Regions from separate parts of the Homo sapiens genome. Here region 2 is linked to region 1. A link is an interaction called in ENCODE POLR2A ChIA-PET data of the cell type or tissue named here. Cell type or tissue: A673. All regions are shown on one strand. Links, peaks and the distances in the headings refer to the core of each region. The heading gives the core; the rest is flanking DNA.

Region 1 (9,950 bases), core at 1,193-9,192:
TGAACAGTATATATATAGAGGAATATATATATATATTCCCTTGACCATTTTAAGGAGAAAACACTTATTGGGATGTAGAGGTGATGCAAGTGTCTGATGGGTAAAAAGATTCTGAAGGTTTCTTTCAATCTGGAGGTCTTATGATTCAGTAAATATATTAACATGGTTTTTATGGTTTTTATTTTGATAATTTTCCTACTGGTTCATCACCAGAGAAGGGGCCAACATAGGGACAAAGAAGAATATCGTGATCTAATATAAAATAATACACATTTTGAGGGTAGCCAAAAGTTTTGCTTACCAGAAATGGTATCTTCCATTCATTTCCTAGAAAGCTAGAAAATTTACCATTCAAAATTAATTGCTTTAGGTTGAAATTGACAGTAAACCTTCTATTTATTCAGGGCAATGCTCAATAGAAAAAAATATAAATATAGGGTAACATCAAGTAAGAAAACAATCTAATTTTAGAAAAAAAAACTTAGAGAAACTATCCTAAATCAATATAGCTTAATATTATTGAGTTCATGGAACATAAATAAAATAAATGTTAAGGAATATATTAATAACCTGGTATGATCAGTAAGCTCCTTCCTTTCTCCCATCTTTTATCTTACTGTTTCTTCTTTCTATTTCTATCGCTTCTCTCCTCTTTCTTTTCCATTCTTCAGTAAGTACCCATTTATCACTGGCTACTATAAGCTCTGGGAATACAATGATTAACAAATAGAGACATGGTTCCTTTATACTTGGACCTAGCAGGAGCCAGTTAACAAAAGGAAGAAAAAAAGACTTTCAAGACCAAGAAAGGAAGGGGGAGTAGAAAAGCAATGAACAGAAGGAAAATGGGCAACATCGTTTGCTTATTTTTTTTCTACCTTCATCCCACTCCATTCCTTGTATAGTTTTTCTTGCTGGGTGCCATCTTCTTTCAACTTCTGATAAAACCCACTGTAAGGCAATACTCATCCAAGTGTTCTTCTGATTGGATAGCAAGTTCATTTATTTAATTATTTTCAATAAATTATTTTTAAATATGATCTTTTTCCCCAGGAAAAGAGGAAGACAGTAACTTGACAGTGGAGAAACCTGGAAGCCATTGCCTTAACCGAGTCATGAAGGTTAGTGTTATCGGTGATGTCCTCAGGGTATCATGTCATCTGCCAGATTTCTATTCTTTCCCTGGGCAGTTAATGATGAGCTAACTATCTTAGAAGTCAAAGGAAATTTTTGTTTATGAAGAGACTTTGAGAAGTCTTGGGGCTCTCTTGAGTGCTACTCGCTTTCCCCTGAAATCCATTCCTATCCCATCCCTGCCCTCTGCTGGGTCTGCTCTCCGTCACTTCGACCTTATTTAGGGTTTGGCTTACTGGTTGGGGCCACTTCCATCACCACCATGTTTAACACAAGTTGCTTGATTGCTTTCATTTAAATTATGGAGTATTTCAAACTGCACAAAAATGCCAAAAATAGTATGACAATGTAAAACATACTCCATCCCTGATTTAAAACGCTGTAACATTTTGCCGTATTTGCTTTGCCCCCTTACCCTCAACTTTTAAAAAAGATATAGAAGTCCCACATCTACATCCCATTTCTCACCTGTCTCTTTGAGGACTACAGGCTATATACCTGGAGTTGAAATTGACTATACCCATCTTCAACTTTTCTAGATATTGCTGAATTGTTCTTTAAAGTTAGTTTATATTAATTGGGGTTCTCCAGAGAAACAGAATCAAGAGGATAGAGATATAGAGATATGGGTATGGATATGTATATAGATGTAAATCAGATATAGATTTATTTTATAGAATTGGCTAACATGATTGTGGGCATGGTGGGGTGGGCCAGCAGGCTGGAGATTCAGGTAAGAGTTGTTGTTGTAGTCTTGAGTTTGAAACCTGCAGGGCGGTCCAGCAAATGGGAAACTCAGGCAGAGCTTTGATGTTGGAGTCTTGAGGCAAAATTATTCTTTATTGAGTCTTTTCTCCTAAGCCCTTCAACTGATTGGAAGAGGCCCACCCACATTATGGAGGGTAATTGACTTTACTCAATATCTATTGATTTAAATGTTAATCACATCTAAAAAAATACATTTGCAATAACATTTAGACTCATATTTGACCAAACAACTGGGCACCTCAGCCTAACGAAGCCGACACATAAAATTACCTATAATGGCTGGCACAATGGCTCATGCCTGTAATCCCAGCATTTTGGGAGGCTGAGGCGAGTGGATCTCTTGAGGTCAGGAGTTTGAGACCAGCCTTGCTGACATGGCAAAAACTCATCTCTACCAAAATTCCAAAAATTAGCCAGGTGTAGTGGTGGGCACCTATAATCCCAGCTTCTCGGGAGGTTGAGGCAGGAGAATCACTTGAACCTGGGAGGCGGGGGTTGCAGTGAACCGATATCATGCCACTGCACTCCAGCCTGGGTGACAGAGCGAGACTCCATCTCAAAAAAAAAATTAACTGTCATAGGGTTGTACCAGTTTATACTCCCACCAGCACCTTTGAGAGTTCTTGTTGTTTGATACCCTTACCAGTCCTTGGTACTTACAAATGTTTTAATTTTGCCAATCTGCTTAGTGTGAATTGGTATCTTGTTGTAATTTGGATTTTTTTATTTTCCTGACTACTAGAAAATTGAGTATTGTTGTGTTTGTTTATCGGTCTGAGTTTTCTCTTCAGTTGATTGCCTATTCAAATATTGCTCATTTTTATATTGGGTTCTTTGAATTTTTCTCATTGACCTATAAGACTTTATAATTCTGGATAAAAATACCTTGTAGATTATTATAACTTTCTTTTCCTAGACTAATGGTTCTCAACATTGGCTGTACATTGGACTCACTTGGGGAGCTTTTAAAACTCTAGGTACCTTGGCTGTACCTTCAACCAATTAAAACCAGAATTTGGGGAGGTGTAACCTAGGATCAGTACTTTTCAAAGCTCCTCAGGTGCTACCTGTGTGCTTCTGAGAAACACTGTCCCAGACTAAGGCAGTAGGGTCTCTGCCATACAGAAAGTTTTAATTTTAATGTTTTTGATGCCTTAATTTTCTTTTATAGTTTCTACTTTTTGTTTTCTTTAAATTTTTCTATACCTGATGTCATTAAAATATTTTACTATATATTCTTCTCCCTATCTCTTTTGTGTATTAAAATTCTTACAGTGTTGTGACAAGGATTTTTCTACACAGATGACTAAAAACTCTTGTTTTGACAGATTGACAACCTCCTTTTTTTTTCAATTTGTCATTGCAGAACTAAGAAAAGGTAATTTTAGTAAAAGTTGTGCAAAATACTTATTTTTATGATGTGGCTATAAGTGAGAAGGAACCGTTGATTTTAATCATTGCATTCCAATTTTAGAGCTTCATTTTCTTTTGTATTAATATCCAAACTTTTGAAGGGTGGTGGTTGGATGATGTGCTCTAATTCAGCTTCAGTAAGAGTTATTAATCATATGTGTGGTTCCAGTGGAAGTATTTTAATTACCATTGACTAAACTGAGGATGAAAAGCTACTGACAAAAACAGAAAGTTAAACTACTTCAGTGAAGTGACTAATTATTGCTGGCTCTAACTGTGGACACAAGTAGGATTATTGTAAAGTAGGGAGATGGTGGATCTGAAGAAGCCTAGGATGAGGTAGCACTAGATAGATCTTATTTGTGGAGCATTGTTGAGTGTGCACTTGCATCTTTCTTTGTGACTAGAACCAGAAAAAGTAAATACATCTGTGATGGTTAATATCGAGTGTCAACTTGATTGGATTGAAGGATGCAAACTATTGTTCCTGGGTGTGTCTGTGAGGGTGTTGCCAAAGGAGATTAACTTTTGAGTTATTGGACTGGGAAAGGCAGACCCACCCTCAATCTGGGTGGGCTCCATCTATCAGCAGCCAGTGCAGCCAGAGAAACATGGAAAGACTAGATCTAGCTTAGTCCTCCAGCCTGCATCTTTCTCCCATGCTGGATGCTTCCTGCCCTCAAACATTGTCTTCAGCTTTGGGACTCGGACTGGCTTCCTTGCTCCTCAGCTTGCAGACGGCCTATTGTGGGACCTCACCTTGTGATTGTGTGAGTTCATACTCCTTAATAAACTCCCCTTTAAATATACATCTATCCTATTAGTTCTGTCCTTTTAGAGAACCCTGACTAATACAATGTCTTTCCTGCCCTCTTCAGTGTTATTAGGAGCACATTGCTTCTTACTGTTTTGTTCTTTCCTTTCCGTTGCAACCCATGTGAGTTTTAAGTTTTCTTATTTTCTGTGAAACAAAATTTGTTTGTCCACATTTCTTTGCTGCTGCTTCTACTTGTCAAGAGTTTTGGTTGTATATAACAGAAACCTAAGTCAAACTAGCTTCAGCCAAAGAAAAAAGACCCTAATTATAGTTTTTGTTTTCATTTATGTATGCATTCAGGGAAGGAAACTATTGTTTAGGATCATTGACTAGTGCCTGAAAGAAATTTGGAAGCCAGTCAAGGAAAACAAAATGTGATTTACAAGAAAAAAGTAAAGTTGTTTGCTTTATGAATGGCATTTTACCAGGTACAGAGTACATTTTGGTTTCCCTAGCAGTACTGAAATACTTTCATTACACAAGAACTCTCAATGGTTTAAAGCTCACAATCTCAGCACTATTGATTTTTTTATTGTGGTAAAAATATACATAATATAAACTTACCATTTTAATCATTTTAAGTATACAGTTCAGTAACATTAATTAGTGACATTATTGTGCAACCATCACCACCATCTGCCTCCAGAACTTTTTAACTATTGACATTTTGGACTGAATAATTCTTCTTGTTGGAGTGGTGGTAGGGTCTGTCCTGTGCACTGTAGGGTGTTTAGCAGCATCCTTGGCCTCTACTCCTTAGACGCCAATAGCATCTCCACCTTCTCCCACCCCCACCCCATCCTGAAAATCAAAAATGTCTCTGGACATTGCCAAATGTCCCCTGGGAGGCGAAGTCATCCACAGTTGAGAACCATTGATTTCAAGGGGAAGAATTTCTATTGTAAGTTGTGCCATTTTAACTTTGAAGAAATAACTTGGGAAAAATGCATTATGGGCATTCATTAATATCAGACACAGAACTATTTGTAACTTAACTATGTACCAGATCAATTGTGCTTTCAGTAGTAAACAAATAGAGCATTTAATTGCCAGAACAGTGATAACATAATTACTTTGATTGGCATTGCTGCAGAAGAGCTAAGACTAATCAGAAATAGTCTAGATTGGAAATGACAGCTTTACATGCATGACTGAATGTGTATGGCTAAAAAATTGCTGAAGTATAAGGTTAAGAAGTTTATTTTAGTGTTTATCGTAATTACTGCATGTTTTATAGAGTGACATCAACTGACTTGCAGAAAAATAGCAATTCTGTGTTACTCTCATACAGAAAGAGTATCTTCTGTTAAGAATTATTATTTTCTTTCATCTTGTTGTACCAGTATATGCTGTAGTTACAGTGAACAAGACAATATAGGCAAATATTTGAGAGATATATTAATTGCATGCAAGGTAACATGAGATTTCCCAAAGCCAGATATGATTCCGCATCCAATTCTATCCAATGCCCAAAATGAAGAATCCTGAGTAGTACTTTAGCTTTCAAGGCACTAGAGAACATTTTTTCATGCATTATAGAATAATGTGATCCATTATTATCTTAAGAAATGAGGCACTTAATGTTATTCATAACGTCATTCACCATGTTCCAAATAGCTGATATTTGTCCTTAGATGTGACAACCAATTAAGATAGAAAAAGTCAGGTTTATTCCATGCAAAATTACTTCCATTATTTATTTCTAGCAATTATAAGGATATATTAGGTATGGCTGCTGCAATAGAGAAGACAAAAATTTTAAAATATTAAACTTGGTTCCATTGATATTTGCATAAGTCCCTTGACCTATCCAGGCCTTAGTTTTGCATTAGTCAAATTCAGGGATTGAGAGATAATCTTAGGGATCTTTCCAACTTTAAGATAGTATTATTTCCTTCCTTCCTTCCTTCCTTCCTTCCTTCCTTCCTTCCGTCCTTCCTTCCTTCCTTCCTTCCTTCCTTCCTCTCTTTCTCTCTTTCTCTTTTTGACAGAGTCTTACTCTGTCACCCAGGCTGGAGTGCAGTGGTGTGATCTCGGCTCACTGCAACCTCCGCCTCCTGGGTTCCAGTGATTCTCGTGCCTCAGCCTCTCTAGTAGCTGGATAACAGGCACCCACCACCATGCCTGGCTAATTTTTGTATTTTTAGTAGAGACGGGGTTTCACCATGTTGACCAGGTTGGTCTCGAACTCCTGACCTCAAGTGATCCACCCATCTTGGCCTCCCAAAGTGCTGGGATTACAGGCGTGAGCCACTGCGCCTGGCCAAGATGGTATTATTTTCTTATAGTTTAAATTAATAACTAGAAAGAATGAAGATTAAAATAAAGAATATCCTTTGATTCGTGACTATGCTTTCAATTATACAAATAGTTTATATAAATAGTCAAAATAAAGGGCAGGCTAGCTTTTCAGTTTAAGTAACAATGAAGTCTTTTTGTAGGTAAAGCTTTCAGCAGTTTCCCACATATGTTGAGGATGTGAGATGGTGCAATATAATTATTTTAAAACCATACACTGTAAAATGAGGTTTTGCAAGCATGCTAATACTTATACCTTGATTTCAAAGTAGAGTAGAGCAAGTAGAAGTGTGATAGATTAAGAAGATGAACAAAAACTGGTTCCGCTTTCTGCCTGATGACCTGATTATAGAAAGCAGGCTAGATTATTATGGATAGTACAGAAGATAAAATATGCTGGTATAAAATATTTTACTTATTATTCATTTATCCATAATTATTTATATTTAATAAAAGTTTTCATCTCCCTATAGGTACATATTCTGTTCTGGAGAAAGTCTAGACTGCTCTTGGATATACAGAAAAGTAATATTCATCATGATGATTGCCATTTATTGAGCACTTCTGTGCCAATGCTTTACATTCATTATCTCATTTAATCCTTACAGCCACTCCGTAAAACAGGTATTATTAGCTAGAATTCCTAAGTAACTTGCTCAAGGTTTCACAAAGAATAAGTCACAGAGCCAGGATCTGTCTGCTTCCAAACTTTACTCCTTAGCTCTTCTAACCCAAACTGTAAGAACTTCAGGAAGAAACAAACAACAAAACAAAACAAACACCTCAATTCTTAATGCTACATATAGTTCATAGCCTCAGTAAGACAGTGAAATTCATAAGTTGCAGCCTGAGTGGGAATTATTTTGATATCTGTGACTGTCAACTTAATTACCCATACACATGACCTTCTGGATAGTATCAGATTCATCTGTTGATCTCTGAATTAAGTTTTGTTGAGTTGTCAAAATTAAGATCATTCTGATGGTAGAAAGTCTGCTAGGCTTTATTTCATTCCCTGTCTATAAGGAGAGGGCCTGCAGAGACTCCTGGAAGTTTACATTAGAGGAAGACTTTCTTAGCCTCTTACAAACCTCACCCCCTCTTTTGAATTGTAGTCCTTCAGAGGCATGCTTAAAGAATAGACATTTTCCCACAGTCCCCTGCTGATTCTGAATGAACAGATTCTCAACCCCCTGCTGACTGGTGAATATATTGCATATCCCCATCTTTACCCTTTACTGACAGCCTTCATAAAAAACTAGCTTAGAAGACAAATGGCACTACAGAACCTCTGACAACTCATTAAGGAAGCATACAGTAGGTTTCTGCCAAAGATTGCTACTATTTTAATGTGACCTAACAGCAGTTTTGTCATGATGGAAGAACGAAAGGATGCTGCCAAGAATGACTGCCTTTGGTCAAATGCAGCATAATGTCCCTTTGCACTGTTTTTAAAGAGAGAAGTAGTGAAGAAGTCAACGAACGTATAGATTATCTATGGCATGTGGCTTTCACACATGCTGCTTCCTCTGCATGGAATACCTTTCTCTCCCTTCCCCACCTGCCCTTCGAGAGCTGGCCCAAATCCTACCTTCAATACGAACTCTTCTCTGTCACCCATGGCATAACTTCTTCCTCTGAGTTCTGACAACACTTGTTTCTACCTGTTGTAACCATTCACATGTTGCTGTATAGTTTGTAGAATTATTTGTCTTGTCTTGACTCAACTAGAAGCTCCTTGAACACAGGAACTATACCTTATTCACCACTGCATTTCTTTTCTTTTCTTTTCTTTTCTTTTTTTTTTGAGACAGAGTCTCGCTCTGTCGCCCAGGCTGGAGTGCAGTGGTGTGATCTCGGCTCACTGCAACCTCCACCTCCCGGGTTCAAGCAATTCTCTGCCTCAGCCTCCCGAGTAGCTGGGATTACAGATGCCCACCACTACACCTGGTTAATTTTTGTATTTTTAATAGAGACGGGTTTCACCATCTTGGCCAGGCTGGCCTTGAATTCCTGACCTTGTGATCCACCTGCCTCAGCCTCCCAAAGTGCTGGGATTACAGGCGTGAGCCACCGCGCCCGTCAGGTGGCATGAGCTTTTAGAAGGTCTGCAAATCTGCAAAAATTGCATGTAACAATTTTATATGTTTTTATATGTTTAAAAAAAATTTTTTTTTGAGACAGGGTCTCACTCTGTCACCCAGGCTGGGGTGCAGTGGTGTGATCTCGGTTCACTGCAACCTCCGCCTCCCGGGTTCAAGCGATTCTCCTGCCTCAGCCTCCTGAGTAGCTGGCATTATAGGCAAGTGCCATTATGCCTGGCTAATTTTTGTATTTTTAATGGAGACGAGGTTTCACCATGTTGGTGAGGCTGGTCTCGAACTCCTGACTTCGTGATCCGCCTGCCTCGGCCTCCCAAAGTGCTGGGATTACAAGGATAAGCCACCACACCCAGCCCACCATTGCATTTTTTGTACCCAGAAGAGCACCTAGCACAGAGTAGGTCCTGGGTTACTGATTGTTAAATGACTTCCCTATTGTCGTATGAGCTTATTCTTGTTGGAGGCCAGATCTACTTAGAGAGAATGGTGATTATGATCATGAAATGACTGATAAGTCCTGCCTCTGCCAGTGACTTGATATGTAGCCTTTCAAGTTTCCCCATTCTGTAAAAGGGGAATTGCAATGATACCTACCTCATGGAAGAAAATTTCTGCAAACGATTTCAGGGTTTTTTTTTCATAATTATAGATATATTCAGGTTTCCTGCTGTTTATTCTTGATCCAGTTATGGTAATTTATATTTCCCTCAAAATCATTCATATCTTGTTGTAATTTATTTTTTAAAGTAATAATAAGTATTCTACTTGCTGATTTCATCTGTACATCTGGTTATAGCCCATTCCTAATTTGTATATATGTGTATTTTCCTGCCTTTCTCTTTTCCTCTTTCTAAAGAGAAATATGTCAAAATATTAATAATAGTTGTCTGTGGGTGATAAGATTATACATTACTTTTACTTTTATGTTTGTCTGTATTTTCCAAATATTCAGAAACCAGTCTATATTATTTATGTGTTCATGAAATGATACTTCATGCTTAATTTTCAAATAAGGAAACTGAAGCCAGGAGCATTTCATAGGTGGATCATGGCCTTATATTAGGACCAGAAAACCTGCCCTGGCCCAGCCACTGTTTAGCCAATAGGGTGAGAGTCAACCAGCATGACTCTTCCAGTTCTCACTGATCTGCAGAAACTGAGCCATTAAACCACTTCACTGTCTCTTGTTCTCATCTTACATAAAGGGTTGTTAGCGTAAGGTAAACTGTCACTGTGAATTGATCGTTGGGGTTTAATCCACCTTACATGGTAAGTTTTATTTTTTGGCATCTCAGCATATAGTTGGTAATAAAAGACAATTATTATAGTGATAAAAGATAACAGTTAATATGTGATGATAACACATATGGCAATGAGTGAAAACATCTGAATGTGTAATTGGAAGGTAGATGCTATAT
Region 2 (9,950 bases), core at 616-8,615, 53 kb before region 1:
AATTGCTCCTGCACCATTTGTTGAAATGGCTTCTTTCATTGAATTGCTTTTGCACCTTTGTCAAAAATCACTTAGGCATATTTGTTGGGGGCTATTTCTGGATTCTCTATTCTGTTCCATTGATCTTTGTGGCTGTCCTGCCACATGATCTTGACTACTGTAGCTATTAGTTTTTTGTTTGTTTGTTTGTTTTTAGTATAGGCAAGCTTTATTATGTATGGCCTTGATTTCACAAAGTTAGAATAGCAATTACACTTAAAATTAACTCATTAAAAGGTGTAAATATCACAGTATAGATATGTTATCCAAAACTCCAAAGGTAGTGAAACTGGTAACATACTGCTACTTATCTTTGGACAGATACAACCATAGTATTAATGGAACTGGTTCTCAGACAAGTATGTACTACTTGCTCCCGTGCCTTAGGGAGGATAGGATGTTATAACATAGGCATTATTGATGCAGTGACTCGTGGATAGTTGCTCCTAATTAACACTGCTAAAATTAGGTTCACATGTTTTACTTTGTGTGGGAGCTGATGACTCTTGTTCTTCTATGTTTTGAGTGATATCTTTCAAGGTGTTGACATCAAATCCACTCATTCCAAAATGCATCACAGATGGGAACTTAAGCCTCTTTACAAAGCAAACCACTGGAAATTTATAGGTAGTATGCAGCACTGGTCTGTAACTGATCTCTGATAATATAGCAACATCATTTCTTTGGAACATAATTTTCTTGATCCCACAAGAAGTGACAGGATAAGAAAACTCATAGTTAAATGGCAACAGTCTTGTTACAGGACAGTTATCTCCCAGGTGTATGTCACCAGTTTTAATTTCTGAGTTGTTATCAAAGGGCCTTATTTTCATTCTAACAACCAATCATCAGAACACATTGAAACTATTGCAAGTCAGACAGTGACCTAAGCCATCAGCAGTCAACTCAGTCATTGCTGCAGTCCAAACAGTGTCTTCTTTATCCACTGAAGATCTGTGTCTTAGGACTGGGTCGAGTCCAGAAGAATTCCAAAACAATAGAGAAAACAGGAAGGACCCGCCTAAGGGCACAGAGGTCTTCATTGCTCCAGATTCCAACACACAACACAGGGAACAGGAAATGGCCTGTAGCTATTAGTCTCGAGGTCAGGGAGACTTCTTATGTAATTCCTGTTTTTCAAAACTGTGTTGGCTATTCTAGCTCCTTTTTCTTTTTATATAAATTTTAAAATAACCTTATCTATATCTACAAAAAAACTTTCTGGAATTATGATGGGAATTGTGTTAAGCCTTTTTATGGGTTGAATTATGTCCCCCACAAAGATATGTAGAAGTCCTAACCCATGGTACTATGTACATGACCTTATCTGGAAAAAATATATATATTTTTATTACACCTTTGCAGACTTAATCAAAGTAAGATGAAGTCATTAGGGTAGACCCTTAATTCAGTATGACTGGTGTCCTTACAAAAGAAGAGACACTGAGACACAGGGAGAATGCCATGTGATGACAGAGACAGAGATTGAAGTGATGTGGCTGCAAGCCAAGGACTGCTGGCAATAGGAGCAGCTAAGAGAAAGGTATTAATAGATTCTTCCCTGGAGCTCTCAGAGAGAACATGGCCTGTTGACACCTTGATTTCTGACTTCTAGCCTCCAGAACTGTGAGAGAATAAGTTACTGTTGCTTTAAGCTGTTGTTTGTTACATCAACCCTAGGAAACTAACACAAACCTGTATATCAATTTGGGGATAATTGATTTCTTTACTATGTTACATTTTCCAATCCATAAACACAGTCTGACTCTCCATTTGTTTAGATCTTCTTTGATTTCTTCAGCCTTCTGTAGTTTTCAGCTTACAAATCCTATACATGTTTTGTTAGATTTATAGCAAAATATTTTTGTCTTTTCTTTTTGAACAATTGTAAATGGTATTGTACTTTGTATTTTGGTGTCCATGCAGTCATTGCTAATATAGAGAAATACAATTGATTGTATACCCTGACCGTACTGAACTCACTTATTAGTTCAAGAATTTTGTTTTGTTTTTAAAGATTCCTGTGGACTTTCTAAGTAGACCATTATGTCATTTGCACATAGCGACAGCTTTATTTCTTCCTTTCTGATCTTTATGCCTTTTATCTCTTTTTCTTGCTTTATTGCAATGGGTAGAACTTTTGATGTTGAATAAGAGTAGAGGGAGCAGATATCTTTGTCTTGTTCCCAGTCTTGAAAGGATTCAGTTTTTCACCATTAAATATAACGTTAGCTGGAGGATTTTTGTAGATGTGCATACTCTATCAAGTTAAGAAAGTTCTTCTCTGTTCCAGTTTTCCTGAGAGTTTTTATCAAAATGAGTGTTGAATCCTGCCAAATGCCTTTTCTGCATCTAGATGCTCACAGTAACATGCAGACACCACATTCGCTCCCTCAGAAAGCTCACCACTCTCCTAGTCTCATCCATTCATTCAACAAATACTTATTGAGTGCCCCAACAATAAACAAAAGATAATCTCTGCCCTCAAGGGCCTTACCATTTAGGGAGGAAGACAGCCAAGTTGATTGCAATACAATGTGATAATGTTATTAGAAGGATAAGCCCAGAGTGCCACAGGCATGCAAAGGTAGGACTCAACCCAGAGGAGAGGTGAGGGCATGGGAGGGCAAGGGCAGGATCAGTGAATGTGCTTCAGAACAGGATGCCTCTAAGCTGAGTCTATAAGAGGAGGAAGAGTTAGTGAGGACAAGCTCTGGAAGAGGGAGTGCTTTCTGGTACAGAGATGACAGAGCTTGGCTCTGTTCAGAATGGCAGGTTTATCATTCTGGGTAAAAGGGGGAGAGGCTCAAGGAGTACATGGGCACTGCACCATGAGCAGGGAAGTGGTGATGCTATCTACCTAAGCAGCCTGTGCTTTGTCCCAAGGGCCCTGGGGAGACACTGTATGTTTTAAACAAGAGTGTGACAGAGACCCAATCCTATTTGCACTTTAGAAAGATGGATGTGGCAGTATTTTAGAGAATGAAATGGTGGAGGACAAAACTAGAGGTACAGTGGCCAGTTAGGAGTCTATTGTCACAATTCAGGTGAGAGAGATTGGACTGCCTAAACCAGATAATGGCATCGGAAACAAAGAAAGAAAGGCTGTGAGAGACATAGGGAAGTGGCACTGACAGGACTTTGAACGGCTTATGTAAAGATTGAGGGAAGTGTCGGGAAAAGAGAGTGGTTACAGATAACGCCCAGATTTCTAGCATGGCAACTGGGTGCATGGTCTTGCCATCCAATAATATTGGGAACCCAGTAAGAGGAGCAGGCCTGCCTGAGGAGAAGAGAAGGAGTGTGATTTTGGATGTTCATTTTAGCTCCCTGTGGGACAGCCATGTGGGTAATGATGTCCAGTTGAAGGTTGGACATTGAAATCTAAAGCTCAAGAAAGAGATAGAGATGTGAGAGTCATTAGTGTATTAGCAGTGGTTGAATCCATGAGATGGATGAGGTCTCCCCAAAAGAATGGGTAGAAGGAGAAGGGAAGAAGACTGAGGAGGAGCCCCAAAAGACCACAAGAGTATCAGAGAGGTGGGAAGAGAGTGATTAGAAAGTGATGTTGCTCAACCCAAGAGCAGAGAAGGGTGGACTGTAATGTCAAATGCTTTCTCAGGGTATGTTTCCCTAAAATTCATCTATGTCCCTGGTCCTTTCTGTTTTCCCACACTTTCTCTCCAGCTGCTCAATAGGCAGCTCCAGGTGTGTATTTTGTCCCCTCAAACTCAACATGAATAAAGCAAATATTAATCTTTTCCTTATCCCATCTGTAAGCTGTTTTCCTTCCTGTGAGTGCTACCTCCATTTTTCCAGGCTCCAGACCACAAATGTTGGAGTCATCTTTGTCTCTTCTCTCATGGCCCCAAGAGCCCTTTCTATTTTTGGTTCCCATGATTTCATTCTTCCATATATCTCTAAATTCTCCTCCCTCCCCACACACTTACTCATCGTTGCCATCATCACTGCCCTCTATCTGAAAGTGTTAATGACCTAGATCACAACAACAGCCAACTTACTCTCTCCCTATCCCTGCTTCTTTAATATTGCAATCAGTTTCCACTGATCTTTCTTACAGGATTTTTCCAGAGCCACTTTCCAAGCCACATGATTATGCTTTAAGGAGGTATCTCACTGTCCATCACCCCAACCAACATTTTGTCAGCCTGATTGGAAGATATTTTGAGAAGTAAAATCTGCTCTTAAAGAGAGAAGCATTGCCTTACTTGGGGACAGTCAGAAGGCTGTGATACAGCTTTCATTTTGAGAAGTAGAGCACATTCAGATTCTCAAGAAGAATGCATTAAAAGGACAAAAGGATGAGGCAACATAGGCTGTCATGTGTTTCTTTAAAAATAAAGTTACCTTACTTTATAGATGCACCTCAAATAATTGGTACCATATGGTATGGCCCTCCCATGTGGTCTCATTGTTTGTGTATGTCAGCTGTGTCTGGGACAGAATCCAATTTTCTTTTGTATATTCATGGAATCCATTGATTTCTGCAATCAGCAGTTCCCTAAAAGGCTAAACCTGCTATTGAAAATAATTATGTTACAGTTGGGTTCCAACGACAATTTAGAGAGGAATGCAAACCTGTTGACAGAAAATGGCTCACAAATCAGACATTTTCTTTTTCTTTTTTCTTTTACAGCCTGGCTGAAAGTTTCGGTTCAGAAGACAGTTTGGAATTCCTTTTAGATGATGAAATGGACGTTGATTTGGTAACCAGATTATATTTGCTAGTTTAAATATTGGGTTTGGTGAAAAATACTGATGATCATTTATTCTTTTGAAATTAAAATATTTTATTCAAAATATTGCACAAACCTTCCAGAAAGAAATATAATTTTGATACTATTCTCCAATTGGATATATAATCTATCTTTGTCATAAGACATTTTATAACAAATAAGTATCTAGAAGAAGGTAATGATTTAGGATATATATATTTTATATATATATAAAAATATATATAAAATCTACAATCTTCTTGTAAAAATAGCCACTTGCTGATTGCATTTTATTGGGACTTGAGATGTGTTGGGTAGCTGAACCATAAAATAAATAGGCCTTCAACAAAACAACCCTTTATTGCTGCAAGATTGACTTTGAGCTAACCCCACCCGAAATGCAACCACAGAAACTCAAAAGGGATAACAAATACCATTCATTGTTGTATATTACACACCTTATCCAAGTCATCTTTTTAAAAAATTGTGACAAATAAACATGTAAAAAATTTACCATTTTAGCCATTTTAAGTGTGCATTACAGTAGTGTCAACTGTAAGCAATAGATCTCTAGAACTTTCTGATTTTGCAAAATAGAAACTCTATACTCATTAAACAACTCCTCTTTTCTCCCTCCCATAGCCCCTGGCAACTGCCATTCTACATTCTGTTTCTAAAAGTTTTACTATTTTAGATACCTCATGTAAGTGGAATCACTCAGTATTTGTCTTTTTGTGCCTGGCTTATTTCACTTAGCATACTGTATCCAAGGTTCATCTATGTTATAGCATATGACAGGATTTGTTTCCTTTTTTTTTTTTTGAAATGGAGTTTCACTCTTGTTGCCCAGGCTGAAGTGCAGTGGCACGATCTCAGCTCACTGAAACCTCCGCCTCCTGAGTTCAAGCAATTCTCTGCCTCAGCCTCCCAAGTAGCTGGGATTACAGGCACCGACCACCATGACTGGCTAATTTTTGTATTTCTAGTAGAGTCGGGGTTTCACCCTCTTGCTCAGGCTGGTCTTGAACTCCTGACCTCATGATCCACCCACCTCGGCCTCCCAAAGTGCTGGGATTACAGGTGTGAGCCACCGCACCCGGTCAATTTCTTTCCTTTTGAAGCTGAATAATATTCCATAGTATGTGTATACTACATTGACTTAATCCATTTATCCATTGATGGACATTCTTGCTTCCATGTCTTGGCTATCGTGAATAATGAGGAACATGGGTGTGCAAATGCCCAAGTAATTTTTTAAAAAAATGTTTAAGGTAACACATACTTTATCTTAAAAATGTAGGAAATATAAAATAATTAAAATGTGGGGAGAAAATGACTTTCACTCAGCCTCCTGTCATCTTTCTTCTATTCCTTCTCCCTTTCCCTTTTTCCCGCACTTGCCTCCTCTTCTGCTCTGTCTCCTTTTCCTCACCCTCTTCTTCCTTTTTTCTTCCCCATCCCTTTTTTAATACCCTCATCTCCCCACAACACTGCAAATGTGCTCTTTCTGAAAGCCAGCTCTCACTTGGAAATAGGCGAGTTTCCCATACAAGTTCCTACCTGTGTCTCCCTCATCCTTAGAACTGTCTTCCTTTACCCCACTGTATTTTCTAGATAAGTCACATGTGCATAGGTAGCATATTTTTAAGTAAATTATATTCTTCATTATTGATTAATTAGGAGCCAGCACTTTATTTCAAGGAACCAGAGGAGTTACTTCAAGTCCTCAGAGAGCTGGAAGAGCAGAATCTTACTTTGTTTCAATATTCCCAAGATGTAGATGAAAATCTTGAAGAGGTAAACAAAAGAGAAAAAGTTATACAGGATAAAACGTAAGTCATTATAAACAAGTAGATTTATTCCATTAAGCAATTTCTAACCAGAGCCTGGGTCCAACTCACTCACATGTGGCTCTTCCTCGTGGTCTCTGTGAATGTAGGCTGGGGTTTTTAATAGTTTACATTGTGGAGTGCAAAACGTAGACGTCGTATTTACACAGAATAGACTGGCTTTAATTTTGTCCCTACTTCCTTTCACTTGTCAACGTATTTTCCTACTAGTAATAATAAAAGATACTTTGAAAAATGACTAAAAAGAATTAAAATGGTACCTACTGCCTTAACTTTTGTCCGGTATAGTTTTCGCCCTATCACTTGGCTAGCTGTCATTTACTTTACCAAATCATGCTGTGGATGATAATGCTAACAAATGTATTTTCATTGGCTGTGACTCTCAGAAAAATAATTTTTGTGATTAAATATTATATCATTTTATAAAGTTCCTGTCAATATCTCAGGGCGAATATAGAAAGGATTTCTGTCAGGGGAAAGCAGCTGGATTTGATCCCTCACAAAATTCCTTCCTCATCTAAAAATATATAGTATTACAAACTTGAAAAAGAATTGAATTACAGAGAATAAATCTTTGTATCTACTCATTGCAAAAATGTGTAGAACCTTTTCTCAGAACAGTTTTCTGGGCCAGAAGATGGCAATCTTTTTAAACAATAGGTCAAACTACATTTAACTTCAAAACAAATTAATTTGTTCAGAAGAATCTAAATAAAAATCATTATCTCACAGCTACCCATTACCATTTCTGAGACTTTTTAATCCTTGTATCTTTTCCAATCTTCACAGTGTCTAATGGCCCTCCACCCACCTCCACAATAAGATTTTCTGGGACAGGGTGGGTGCAGGTAGGCAGGAAAGGGGGATATATAGAATCTATCTCTAGAGGATCTTATCAGAATCTTTAGGTGAGGGAATTAGGAGTCTATATTTTCCCTCTCGGCTCCCCACATATTCTGATTATCAGCCACGTTTGAGAACACTGGGTTCCTGATGCCTCAGCTCTGCTGCTATTTGGGGGAATTCGAATGGAACCACAAAAGTAGGGGAGGGGAAGAAAATGCCTTCTGATGGAAGTTAAAAACAGCATTTGTGCATGTATTTTTCTCATTTTAACTTGAAAAGTTGCATGTACTTTGGCAATGTCTTCAAATACAGACTTGTATTTGGCTCACTACATGGATTTTGACACATGATCTAGAGTGTTAAAGCTCCTGACTGATGGTTATTTCACTAACCACAAATTTCAGATGAGGGTCTCTTTCTTCTTTTGTAATAGAAATAGCAACATAGAGTTTCTTTTGGAGCAAGAAAAAATGCTTAAAGCTAACTGTGTGAGAGAAGAAGAGAAAGCAGCAGAATTGCAATTAAAGTCCAAGCTCTTTAGCTTTGGAGAATTTAATTCAGATGCTCAGGTAAATCACTCTTTGCCTATGGTGATTTCATTTTGGCTCATGATTATAATTTTTATTCCCTGTGTCCTAAGTATGTGAATAGGAGAGTTAAAGCAAATCACAAGTCCTAGATTGATGACAGAAGTGGAAAGCCAGCTTGGAATTTATCTTGCCATTATGTAATAGCCAATTTACATAGGCAGAAAGCATTCAAATTGGCATTGGGGTTCTCTTAAAACGTTGCTCTTTTGCAATGCATGATATTGACCATAGTTTCCCCTCGAAATACATTTCTTCAGAGCCTAGACATATGTAGTAGTTCACTGTGTGTTATCATTTTGGTGGTAATTCCAGGAGTAATTAACAGAGGAAGCCATGAATCAACACAATTAACAGTGACTCAGCACTGACTAGAAAATTTTCCCAACACTGAGCCTGTACTAGATTTTTGCCTCTTCAGGCCTGCATAGACTCATTATCAAAACAGCTGTGATATGTGCTAGTACACTTATTTATTGACAAGTTCATCTCTCAGCTAGATGCAAACCCCCTTGAGTGCAGGGATTGACTTATTATTCTTCATTCAGTTGAGGGTCCCTTTAAAGTTGGTGCTCAATAAATGTTTGTTGAATGAATGATGAGGTTAGCTTTTAGACCCACAACCAGCTCCATCTAACATTGATTACCTTATAAAAACCTCAAATGAAATAAAAATTCAAAGCTAATATATAAGGCTAACATTGTTTCGGGACCAAACTGAGGGTTGGGCTGCTATTTCTCGTGGCCCAATAACGAGATGCAGATGAACTGGGGAGGAAGACAGTTTTTATTTCTGTAACTGGTTATAGGGAGAAGGCCTGGAAATTATTGCCAGACCAACTCAAAACTACAAAGTTTTCCAGAGCTTATATACCTTCTAAGCTATATGTCTGTGTGTAAGTGTGCACTCATCTAAAGACATGAGTGATTAACTTCTTTTGATCTATAACGAAGGTCTGAGTCCTGAAGACCTTCCTCTGGAGCCTCAGTAAATTTACTTAATCTAAATGGGTCCAGATGTTGGGGTGATTACCCTTATCTTGTCTCCTGCTAAATCAGGGAGGTTTGGGTAGTTCCTTCAGATCCCCAATAAACTTGTCTGTGGAGGCCTGGAGAGTTTCTTCATCCCCAATAAAACTTGTTTAATCTTAACTGAGTCCTGTTGAGAATTCCTTCATTATTTTGTCATTCTTTAAGACCCTGGAAAGGTCTAGGCAAAACTCTTGGTGGGCTTTTGTTACATTCCAGCCTTTGTATAAGGGCACTGGCTTTTAATATTTAACTTAACCACTCAGTCAGTACTGAAAACAGTTGTTAAGGAGGCTTGCGTTAGTGAGACCTGGCCTGCCACAACATCACATTTATGGATATGAACTTGATTTTCAAACAGAAGTAGAACTGGGAGAACTGCATCAGAAGAAGACTGTCCTCCCCTACCCACAGGTGAACAGGGTTACAAAAAGCACAAGCTGGTTATGGCTCCTCCAGACACACACACATTTCCTAGGGAGTTATAGTGCCCTGAGTTAGTAGGGGATGGGGTTGTGCATTGCCGGGGCCAAGAGGTGTGATGATAGCCACCTTTCAATTCAGTGCTGTTTTTTTCTAACCATTTTTTTTAAAACTGTGGTACAATATACATAACCAAATTTACCTGTTAGCTATTTTAAGCGTGTCATTCAATGGCATTAAGTACATTCTCAATGTTGTGGAACCATCACCACTATTTCCACAACTTTTTCATCATCTTTTCAACATAAAAATGTAACATCTTAACCATTTTTAAATGTACGGGTCAGTAGTGTTAAGTACATTCATGTTGTTTTGCAATCTCCAAAACTCTTCATCTTGCAAAGCTGAAATTCTATACCCATTAAACAATAACTTTCCAT

What was found. ChIA-PET counts read pairs that join two places held together with the same protein. Peaks named below come from ENCODE experiments on the same cell type or tissue, not always from the same donor. Only the 100,000 strongest peaks of a DNase experiment are listed, where the experiment ranks them.
Region 2: POLR2A ChIA-PET joins it to region 1 with 5 read pairs; 3 of 35 experiments call an interaction of 5 or more read pairs at or near these places.

Annotation. Positions count from the first base shown.
Region 1 is chr12:95,824,188-95,834,137 of GRCh38, reverse strand. SNRPF-DT (SNRPF divergent transcript) reads left to right here. Exons shown (of 3, transcript NR_135014.1): 2 at 1,054-1,121. Among named protein-coding and RNA genes, the nearest start is that of LINC02410, 26 kb to the right of the region's middle. In A673, for the core only: no CTCF peak of the experiment used is centred there; DNase peaks (open chromatin) are centred at 3,927, 4,977, 5,967 and 7,597; H3K4me3 peaks cover 3,779 bases; H3K27ac peaks cover 4,869 bases.
Region 2 is chr12:95,876,301-95,886,250 of GRCh38, reverse strand. It overlaps CCDC38 (coiled-coil domain containing 38), which reads left to right. Exons shown (of 16, transcript NM_182496.3): 11 at 4,697-4,766; 12 at 6,456-6,607; 13 at 7,905-8,040. Among named protein-coding and RNA genes, the nearest start is that of SNRPF, 22 kb to the right of the region's middle. In A673, for the core only: no CTCF peak of the experiment used is centred there; no DNase peak of the experiment used is centred there.